2 separate regions of the Homo sapiens genome follow, and region 1 is linked to region 2. Evidence: chromatin contacts called from ENCODE Hi-C data. All regions are on one chromosome and are shown on one strand. Each heading gives the region's core, a stretch centred on a gene start or an enhancer-like site at or near the end of the contact. The rest is flanking DNA. Distances are from core to core; before and after follow the strand shown. Region 1 holds the start of PRKAG3 (protein kinase AMP-activated non-catalytic subunit gamma 3). Region 2 overlaps TNS1 (tensin 1).

Region 1 (5,290 bases), core at 987-3,486, 900 kb after region 2:
TTGCCCACCTCGACCTCCTAAAGTGCTGGGATTACAGACATGAGCCACCGTGCCCGGCCTCTGCAATGTCTTACACATACTTTGTTCACGCTTTATACTGGGTAGTCCAAGAATCCTCTGAACTATGTAGGGTGCAGCAGGCATTTCGATCCCCATTTTAGAGACAAGAAAGGTAATGTAACTCAAGGTCCTACAGCTACTAAGTGGCAGAGCTGTGATGACAATTACGTGTGCTAACAGAGAGTAGAAGCTGTCCCTCCCCCAACTGGCCTCCATAGTGCTAAGAAGGAGTCCTTTCAGGGGGCTTGCAGGGGCACCTGGCTCAGCAGGGCATCCTGCAGGGTGGGAGTGGCGGCTGCAGCACCGTGTGGATGGAGAGTGAGTACAGGTTGGGCAGAGCCGTGGCCTCACCTCCAGCATGGTGTCGAAGATGACTAGCTTGGAGCTAGTTGCCATGGCATCGTAGCAGGTGTGCTCCTGCATGAAGCGCATGTAGATCTGGGCGCCGGGTTTCCGCAGTTCGTCATCCCAGCCCAGCTTGGGAAATGGGGCCTGCGGGGACAGGCACAGGGCAGGCCTCTCTTCCAGCAGGCCTTCTAGCTCACACTCCCAGGCCTCTGTGGCTGGGAACTCCGTGGCCAGCTCCACATCATCTGTGCTGGAGCCTGCAGCTGAGGCTGTACAGTCAGAGGGGAGGCAGTCCCACCCTGTTGGTGGAGTGCCCACCCCGGCAGGATCAGCTTGAGCCAAGGGTGTGGTCTTGGGGAATGTGGCCTCCAGCCCGGTGGACTCAGCAGCTGGCCTGGACCGGGGACCTGTTTGGGGGAGGAGGGGAAGAGGACAGTAACTCCATCTTCCAAAGCACGTTCTCATCTGCTGTCGCCATTCATCTCACAGCAGCAGTGGGAAGCCTGGATGCTGTGGCCCTATTTGCAGGTGAGGGGCTGACCTGAGAGTCGCCCCAGGTAGTGGCTCTGTCCCATCTTTCTGAGTTGGCCATGCTGGCCTCTGGCACTGCAGTGCCTTGTTCTCTACTATGTAGGGAGACTGAGGCCACAAGATGAAGGTTGGGTCCAACTCTGTGTTATGGAGGGACCTGAGGTAGAGACCAGACCCAGGCTCCTCTGGGATTTCCCACTCCCCTGGCTCCCACCTCCCCAGAACTGGCCTTGGCCTCACCTTCCCCCTGACCTGGTGGCTCCCCTTCCTCCACCGACTTCTGCCTTGTCCATCTCAAGGCTTTGGCCCTCCGTTTCCCACGGATTCTTTCTGAGCTGCTGGTCACAGCTGGTGATGGCCATGAGCTGCTGTTTTCTTGCTCTAGGAAGCTCATCTCTGGAAGGGGAATGGGGCCTGTTTGGTTAATAGGGAGTAATGCATCAAAATCAATTCAAATGTTATTCATAATCTTTAGGATTTGCAAGCTTCCAATGGGCTTTTCTCCAACATATTTCTCATTTAAAACTTACAGCAGCCTTATAAAGCAGGCATTATTATCATCCCTATTTTGCTAGTGAGGGACCAGAAATTCAGAGAGGTTAAGCAATTTGCTGCAAATCACACAGCAAGTAAGTGGGAAAGTCACTTCTGAAAAGAGGAAATTGGAGGTGAGGGAAACACACCTGGGGAAAGGAGGAAGAACAATGAGGAAGAAAGACCAAAAGGAGGAAGATAAAAGCCAGGCTGGGAGGGAATTGGGGTCCCAGAAAAGTGGGGGACAAGGAGGTGGGGGAAGAGGTTAGGCCCCAGGGAGGGGGCATTCTCCCTACCTTGATGCTCAGAACCCCCAAGGCTGCTCCAGGAAGGGGTCTGTGGGGAGAAGAGTTTCTGAAGGAGTGGGGAAAGTGCCTTACATTCCCAAACCCCTTCTCCCTGAACACACGCCTACACACCCATGCACACCAATACACACGCTCAGACACACGCCATACACAGACATGCAGCCATACACAAACACACACAGAAACACACACATCCAAACACTCCCAGGCACACAGAACCACACACACTCACAATACATATGCCCAAACATGCACATGCCCATATTCACGAGAAAATCCAGACCAAACACACACCAGAAGACACACACGCCCACACACACATTCACAGCCCGTGCGCTCAATCTTCTGGCCTCAGCTGCCCCGGCTCCGGCTCCCCTGGGACCCCCATACCCTGCGCAGTGCGTGCTCCAGCCCGGGCTCCATGTGGCCAGCCCCAGACCAACTGAGAGCAAGTGTGCGACACTGTGGCTGGGCTGCACTATTCTGGGCCCGGCCCCGGGCACCCTGCCCTGCCAGGATCGGTTTCTCTCTGATTGGGTGTCAGGCAATGAGAGGGAGGGGCCCCCATTTGCTCAGCTGCTACAGCCCTGAAGGCTGGGGGTTGCTGGGAGGGAAGGGGCGCACCGGATAATCTGGGTACTTGGTCCTCAGCTGCCTCCTGGGTCACTGAGGACAAGCTAGAGGGACCCTTTTTGAGGGGATGTGGCTTGGAGCATGTGGGAACATGGTCATTGAGCAGAGTTGGGCTCTCAGAGTCCTGAGCCCCTATTCCAAGAGCCTCCCTCATCTTTATCAGGCACCAAAGAAGGGAACATGGAGGCAGATCAGCATAACTTTCTTCCTTGTTCTAATTTCAGTAGAGGGTGGTGCTGGAGTTAGAAAGGGCAAGTTGCAGCCAGCTCAGAGGCTGGAGATGAGGCAAGGGGTTTGTGGGTAGTCCAGGAGAGCAGCTAGTGTATGTCCAGATGTCCAGATTTGAGTCCCTGGAGTGTGTCCCTCTCTCAGGTGAAGGAGATGGAGTGGGTGTTTCAGGCAGGTGAAGAGCTGTGAGAATCACCTCGAAGGCGTGGGGAGCACTCAGAGCTCCCCGCAGGGGAAGAGACATCTGTTTCCACCTGTGGTTGGGAGATATGCCTGGGTGTGCAGGTGTCCCAGCCCCCAACCCTCTGTGAGTGCTGTGCCTACATCCCTGGTGCCAACAGGATCCCAGCCTGGCTCCAGTAGCTGCCACCCTCTTCCTTGGCATTCCCGGAGCCTGAGTCAATGTCCGGATTGGGAATGCTGACCCAGCTGCTCCGGCTTTCCTCTCTCTGCCCCTCCCTTTCTCTCCTCCTTCCAGCCTCTTCCATCCCAGCCCTGGCCCTGGAGTGGACACTCAACAACAGACTGGTGAATTTCTGTCTGAGTTTATTACATGTGTTTTCCATCAACCCTCAATGTTCCTACTCTGCCAATGGGGAGGGTGGAGGAGAATGGAGTTGGGAGGACAGCCTTGGCCAGGGCTGTTCCTGTGGTCCCCAGCCTTTCTCAAGGACATCTGCTCACTGGACAGTGGGAACTGGCTCAGAGGACAGAGATCAGTGTAAGAGAATTTCCTTCACACCAAGCATGTTTTTTCAAATGGACTCAAGATAGCCACCACCAGTTTGAGAGAAAGGAGAGTAGGAAGAACACCAAGTCCAGAGTGTTCAAGCATAAAAATAAGGTCTACATGAGGCCATTGGCTGTGGTTACTCAAACATGGAGCCACTCAGAAGGCTTCTAAGATTGTGAGGGTGTTGTATTGGCAAAGAAACCATAAGCCTGATCAGCAAAGCCTGGTTTGACACCCCTTCCCTTGCCTTATTCCCAGCCCTCCAAATCCGCACCAGCAGGAAGAGGGCTGTGAAGGCTGGAAGGACTGCAGAAAGCACAAGTTTGCCAGTGTGGGACAAAGGATATTGGATAAACAACAGCTTCCCAGCAGGAAAAGCCAGAGGCTACATAGGAGAGTGGAAAGGGGAGATCTTCCCAGAGAGCAGAACCAGGGGTGGTCAAATGTGCTGACCAAGAACTTACTCCACTGCCAGGAAAGGGCTTAGCCATTCCTGCCCAACCAGATTTGATAATTAAGATCCAGCAGCTGCTGGGTGTTTGCCATTCTTTCAGTTGCAAGTGGATTTTTTTTTTTGAGACAGTGTCTCACTATGTTGTCCACGCTAGTCTCAAACTCCTGGGCTCAATGATCCTCCTATCTCAGTAGCTGGGACTATAGGCGCGTAGCAGTGTGCTCAGCATGAGTCAGTGTTTTAATTGAGCTTACCCTCTTCTTCCTCCACTGTTGTCTGTGGGGAGTAGGAGGTGCAAATCACCTGCCTGTTAGTTTTTAGGTCACCAGACCATAGGGTGTCCATCTACCTGGAAGAAGGAACTGCCCACCCCTCAGATAGCCTGGACTCTCAGCTGGGTGCCGTACTCAGATGGAACTCTGACTTGCCTCCTTTTGAAGGGCAGTAACTGTGTTTTTTGTGTGGGATGGCCAGATGGGTGAGCTCTAGTAGAGCAATATCTCTTCTACCCTTCTTCTGCTGTTAGTAAACCACTACAATTTTAACTGAATGCAAGATTATATTTCACAGCTTCTTTTGCAGATAGTATGGCCATATGACTAAGTTTGACCATGAAATTTGAGCAGCAATGTTATATACATATATATTATATGATAGAAGGGTACCCCTAGGAGGAAAGGGAACCCTTTCTTACTGGCTAGAATTACAATACGATGATGGGAGCCGGAGCAGCAAACTGAACCCAACGATGGAAAATGCAGTTTGAAAATGATAGAACATCCCCCACCCCTGTCCTGGTCTGCCTACCTCTGGATTGTTATGTTAGAGATAAATAAATTTCTGTCTTGTTTAAACGATCGACAAATTGAACCTTTGTTATAGCAGCCAAGCCTCTCTCTAACTAATACATCTACGTTGCAGGATTGAGGTAGGATTAGGAATTACATATGTAGATAATGACCCTGCATGTTCGTGCAGTGCTTAGTGTCTACTACACACTGTGCAAAACACATTATATGCCATGTCCTGTGTAATCCCTTGCAACCCTGTGAGGGAAATACTTTGACTATTACAATTTTACAGATGACAAAACCAAGGCATAAATAGATTAAGTAACTTGATCAAAATCTCAAAGCTAGTGGGATGGAGCCAAGAATCAAACCCAGACTCAGGCACCACATTTATAACCACTAAGCTTTATGGAAGACACAGACCTGCCCCCTCTATACCTCCAACCATGAGGCTTTGAAGGCAGGCAGGCAGGCAGGCAGGCACGGGAGGGCTCTGACCCTTCAGTAGCCATCTCCTGCTGCTGTCAAGGTTGGGGTGGAGGAGGACTCCAGCTGGGGGTACACACCAGCACTGCTCAACACTAAAAGCATAGCAACTTCACAGTTTTCAAGAAGAGCTCTGCCTTGCCCCTTCTCTCACCCTACACCTGCCTTTCGCCTCTCAGATCTC
Region 2 (5,855 bases), core at 1,955-4,454:
CAGCCTCCAGAACCATAAGAAAATTCATTTCTATTGTTTAAGTCACCCGGCGTATGGTATTTTGTTATGGCAGCCCAAGCAGACTAATACCCTTAGCATCATATTTTCAAGAGTCATTCATGTTGTAGCATGTATGAGAACTTCTTTTTAAGGCTGAATACTGTTCCATTGTACAGATTACACCACTTCGTGTTTTTCTATTCATCCATCCATGGACACTTGGGTTGCTTCCAGAGAAGTTCTTTGCTGACACCCACCTCACATCCCTGCCCCAAAAGTTACATGGGAGGGAAGGAAACTGGGGTTTGTAGAGCACCCACTGTGTGTCTCTGAGCTGGGTGCTTTACATACCTTATTTTTTGCGATCTTCTTGACAAGTTTTTCAGGTAAATGGGCTCAGAGAAGTTAAGCAATTTACCCCAAGTGGAATAACTAGTGGTAGTCATTGTGGCAGCAAGTGTTCATTGCTAAGCTCTCTGCATGTCAAGCACTGTTCTAAGCTTTTGTGTATACATCGCTTCACTCCTCACAACCACCCACGAGGCAAGCATTAGCATCCACATCCTCCAGGGTCTCAGGCAGTCCTCTCAACAATTCTGCCAGACCAGAGAAGGCACAGCTTCCAAAGGATGGTATCAGGGCTCACCCAGGTCTGCTGGATTCAAACACCTGCCTTGCCCCACCTGTCACGCTGCCTCTACAGTGGGACAGGGCCCATGCTGTGGCAGAGGTGCCAGGGCTATGGGATCACAGAGAAAACTCAGGGGCCCCAGGCAGGCTCCATGGAGCAAGGGCACCTGAGCCTGGCATGGAGGATGCATTGCTTCTGTTTATCCACTGTGTGTCTCACCCACTACCCCTGAAAGCCCCGAGAGCAGGCAGCACATGGGCCATTTCCATTGAGAAGTCCCCATGCCTGGCTCAGAGCCTGATGCCCACTTGGTGAGTGGATAAGGTTTTGAAAGGTAGAGATGGGGAAAGGACATTTGGGGGTAGGAATTACACATTAAAAAGGCATGGAGGTGGGAATGCTTGGCGTGTTGAAAGAACCACAAGAAGCCCCCCTTTGGCTGGGACACAGGATGGGTGAAGGAAAGGAAGAGGAGCATTGAAGCAGGCATTGGAAGGGATGAAGGGAAGAAGGATGGCACAACGGTCTTTCTAGGCTTGACCATAGGCAACCTTGAATGCCCAGTGAAGGAGTTAAATTTTAGCCATTGGCACTGGGGAGCCAGTAAAGGCACTTGTGTAGGAGAAGGACCAGGCTGAAACTATGCTCCAGATAAAGATGTCCAGGAGTAGGGTCTGGGGGAGCTGAAGGGTGGGAAGTTTAAGGCAAGCAAGGATGTATAGTCACATTACTAATAACAATAAGGGGAAGGAGAAAGTGGGGGAGAAGAGGACCCTATAACCCAGAGACAAGAGGCCATCAGGCACCCTGAAGCCTAGGGGCCCTCATCTCCACTCTAACAAAACACACATTTGCAGTGACCCCCATCCCCACCCTTGACTTCTCTTCCTCACCCAGAGCACGGGAGGGTGCCACTACCCACTCTTAGAGCAGACCTGGCATGCCCACAGCTCTGCCTGCTGTTCACCCTCTGGGCCCTGCCCCAGGAACCTGTGGCCAGGAGGCAGGCAGCTTCTGAGCCCTGTTCTCTGAAATGATACCAGAGCGGTCCAGAAAAAATCCAGACAATAATCCCAGAAGGCCCCAGTCTCCATGCCCATATGAAGAAATAGGCAGGTGACCCTCCTATCTGTGGACAGTCCAGCACTTCAGGGCTCACACCATGAGTCCACTAGAACTCAGGAAGGCCCCAGACAGCCCCCATTCAACCTGGTAAGGCAAGCTGGGAGGCCCAGGGGAGAGGGCCAGTTGTTAGCCTGCCAACCAGGAGGGAGGCAGGCCTCCTTCAGGACCTGAGGATGCTCAACAGACAAGGAGCTGCAAGAATGCCAAGGCCATGGAGGGAGGGTGTGGGGACAAGATTACAAGGCTTGCCTGAAAGGGCCAGAGGTCTCAAGGGTCCCAGCACAGCTCAAAGACACTGGCCTCCCAGGCTGAGCCTCAGGCCCTCAGGAGGAGGGATCCTGGAGAGAAGGTGGCCACTGCCCCGGCCCATTTCCTCCCCAGGCCTGTGCCCTCCCCACCAGGCAGCTGGCCTTCACCGGGGCTTGCTCCAGCCTCTCCAGGCTCCCTGGCCTGCTAGTCTGTTTCCTTCCCTTTTATAGAGTTCTGTTTGGACCAGGAAATGAAGTGCATCAAGTTCCTGGAGGCAAGAAGGGGCCTGTTCCCAGCAACACCAAGCCAGGGCACACACACCCAAGCCCTGAGTGTCCCTCCAAAGACAGTGGGGACAGGGAGTGGGCCTGGCCCTTTCCCCAAACCCAGCACAGGCTGGGACCCAGAACCTGAAGCAGACAGGACACAGGGGAGTCCCAGAGGGCTGACTCACCAAGGCCCCAGGCCCCACCCCTCCCCAAATCCTCCTGAGCTGAGCTCCTCTTAAATCACTGGCCCCATCAACCTATCCCCAAAGCTCCAGCTGCCCACTGCTTCCTCTTCCATTTCCTCTTCTTGTCTCAGGATCCTCTTCCCCAGCCCCACTCACTGACCCCCCAGCCCACTGCTAGGCTCCCTGTCCTGCAAGCCACTCGAGATGGGCTCTCCAGACAGGGGAGTTCCTCTTCAGACAAGAACCTCCCCACCTCTAACCACACCCACACACAGAGCAGCTGCCAGGTCCACATAAGGGCCACTCAACAACCAGACCTGAACGAGGCAGGGAAGAGCAGGTGTGCCTGACCCTTCAGGAGCCTGCGGAATGTGGAGTTCTGGGCAGCTTCAGTCAGAAGCTGACAACAACAAGGGGAACTCGGGGGGACCAGCAGGCCAAGCTGTGGGACCATGGGCCTCCCAGCCACTGAAGCCAGGCCCTCCCAAGCCAGCCTGGAAGAAGGCACGACACCATGGCACCCAGATGGGCCTACCCCAGGTGAAGGCAGGGAGTCTTCTCTGGAGATTAGCCTCCAGACAACCCAAGCGGGGATCTCAAGGGTCCCGGCTCAGGGGCCACACTCACCCACACCCCTAATCAGGGAAGCTGGGAGAGGTGAGGCTGCACACTAGGCCGGACTTCTTAGGAGCATGTGCTGATGAGCAGGGGGGTCAGAGACATGGGGTTCAGCAGAGCTGCACTGAGTACCTATGGAGTGCCAGGCCCAGGGAGCACAAGACAGCAAGCCTACCGGGGCAGGGTGAGAGGGTCCCCGCAATAGCCAGGACAAAAGGCCGGGACAGGCAAGGCCACAGGGAAGCACCAGCAGGGGTCAGAGGGCACGGAGGGGCCCAGGGCATGACCCGTCAGCATCCTGGTTTCATGATCCTGCCCACACTCGGCCACCTCCTGGCCTTCCTGCATGGCACTGACAACACCTGCCACCACCCCCATCTCCACCCACCACCCCTCCCTCAGCCCTCCACCCCCCACCCGCCCCGGCCACCAAAGTCGTTCAAGCCAGAGGCCCATGTGTCTGTCTTCCTTCATTCTTTCCCCTCCCTTCCACCAAGCCTAGGCAACTCCTCCTCCTAAATACCTCTCTGAGCCACATACACCCCTTCTCAGGTCCTATTAATCATAGAGATGATTGCAACAGCCTACAACACTGGTCTCCCTGCCCTCCGCCTTGTCCCCTCCACCCCATTCTCCATTTGGCAGCCAGGGAGCTATTTCTAAAATGCACATCCAGCAGTGTCACTTCTCTGCCTAAAGTTCTTGCATAGCTCCCAGCTCACGGGAGAAAGTCCAAATGTCCTAATATGGCCATCAGGCCCTTCGGGACCTGGCTATGCCTCCCTCTCCACTCCCATTTCTCACCTCTCCACCTCAAAGCCCTTGCTCTGGCCAGAGAAAATTACGTTCAGGTCCGCTTTCATTCAATACGGCGCACTCTGAGCTAGGGGCTATCAGTCCATTTCACAGATGAGGAAATGAGGCACTAAGAGGTTGCATTCTCAGCCTAAGGTCACACAACCAGTAAATAATGGAAATTGAACCAAGTTCTGCCGCGGCTGTGTCCGAAGCCTCAGCTCTGCCCAGGACCACACCACCTTTCCCAGTCGGGGGTCACAGAAAGTTTCATGGAGAACATGGCCTTTGAGATGGGTAGGGAGGAGAGATGCCAGGGGTCAGAGAACACAAAGAGACCAGTTGGCTGTGCCCAGGGCACACAGGGCCAAACAGAGAAAGGCGGTCAGAGAGGCAACCCATGCCACACTGCACATGACCTGGAGGGCCAGGCTGAGGCCAATGTCCAGGACCCTGGAGTGGCCTCATGCCCCCAGAGCCAGTGAGAAGCCATGGGTGAGGTGTAGGGCTGGAGCCCGAGAGTCCAGCCTGGAAGAGGCTCTGAGCTGGTCAGGGAGCAGAGGAGAGAGATTAAAGAGGGGATCCGAGGAACATAAGAAGATGGAGGGGCAGGAAAGTGGGGCAGTCAGAGCTGCTGAGGCACGCGGCCGGAGGACTAGGGGGAAGCCAGCCGCCATGCTAGAAGAGGAGGTGTGAACAGGCAATATGGAATGCAGGCTTCAGAGTCGCCTTCTCCAGCAACCCAAAAAGCAGGAAAACCCCACCCCTTCTCCCTGACCTATTCTGAAGCAGGGAGGCTGGGGGACAGGGCCGGCAGCACAGAGAACAGAGCTTCTAGGAAGTTCCTAGAAGAGCTGCTCAAGGAAAGGGCTGTGGTCTGTGGTCATGGTTCTAGTGGAACTGGTGTGAAAGGAGGTGACAGGCGTGGGGAGCGAGACCACGTGTTCACTCAACAATGCCCACTGAGTGCCCCTCCATGCCAGGTTCCCAGCTCTGGAGACAGATGAATGAGGATGGCCCCGCCCGGGAGGGAAACTTGTGGCCCGGTGGGGGAGACAGGCATGTAAACAGAGAATTGTAAAACAGCCCCAGTAATGCTATAATGGAGGTATGAAGAGGGCTAGGATTTCACTGGGATTCAAGTCCATCTGTTTTTCCACCCAGAGCGAGGCTGCCCACCCCAACCCCTCACTTTCCACCAAGGGTTTCTGTTTCTAGATGGAAACTTGAAGGGACAAAAGTCTTTGACCTTAGCTGTGCTAGAACAGTAAGGCAGGAAGGGTGCATGGGAAAAAAATCTAAGAGCAGTGGGAAAACCCAAAGAGCCAAAGGTCTCAGGCAGTGCTGAGGACCATGCCAACCACCACGGGGACATGTGAGGGTAGGTGCGGGGGGCTAAGCCAGGCCCAAAATAGAGAATTCTGAGGCTGGGGCCACACTCAAATCCACACAGACATCAGAGACCCACACAGACATCAGCCCCTGTCTTCTGAAGCTAGGCCATCGTCTGTTTGCCAGCCAGGACAAGGGCGTAGAGACCTCTCCACTTTCAACACCTGTAGAATTACTTGCAAACCACAGGTGTTCACCTCCCTGTTTCCTAATTTCAAGGATGCTGTTGATTGTATGTAGCATCATCAACTGAGTAACAGTTTTTGAGGAGGAGGGAAGGCTACTTGAATTGTACACATCGATCCTAAGGTGCATTCCATTTTCGGAAACGTTAAAATGTTTTTTAATAAAAGACATCTCAGATTTGAAGAAGTGCCTTACATTTTTGACTCTTCGGGTTCCCTATGCTGCCTGTATCACTGTCCTATGTGGTGGACAACCAGGAAATCCTTTCTGATGTTTACCTATGTCTCCTTTCAAGAATTTAAGGCTGGCCAAAATGAGGAACAGGGTGGAAAGCAACCCAGCCACATATTACTTAGGAAAAACATCCCACATCCTCAAAGCTGATCTATGGCTTTATGTTCCCTG

The links. Hi-C counts contacts between places; a loop is a spot of excess contacts on that map. Pooled maps may share reads with other maps.
Region 1: a loop to region 2 is called in a pooled map of psoas muscle, with 4 times the contacts of the local background. The contact joins the promoter of PRKAG3 here to the enhancer-like site in region 2. A Hi-C loop is called at or near these places in 2 of 50 pooled maps.

The regions. Positions count from the first base shown.
Region 1 is chr2:218,829,567-218,834,856 of GRCh38, forward strand. PRKAG3 (protein kinase AMP-activated non-catalytic subunit gamma 3) reads right to left here and starts at 2,237. Exons shown (of 14, transcript NM_017431.4): 1 at 2,172-2,237; 2 at 1,770-1,809; 3 at 1,180-1,335; 4 at 412-815. The coding sequence starts at 2,204.
Region 2 is chr2:217,926,212-217,932,066 of GRCh38, forward strand. The region is part of intron 3 of TNS1 (tensin 1); the gene reads right to left. Among named protein-coding and RNA genes, the nearest start is that of MIR6809, 29 kb to the left of the region's middle. RefSeq lists enhancers at 2,694-3,563, 3,895-4,438. Within about 2 kb of position 3,205, at least 22 of the 41 ENCODE cell types and tissues checked have a DNase peak (open chromatin) inside an H3K27ac peak, as active enhancers do.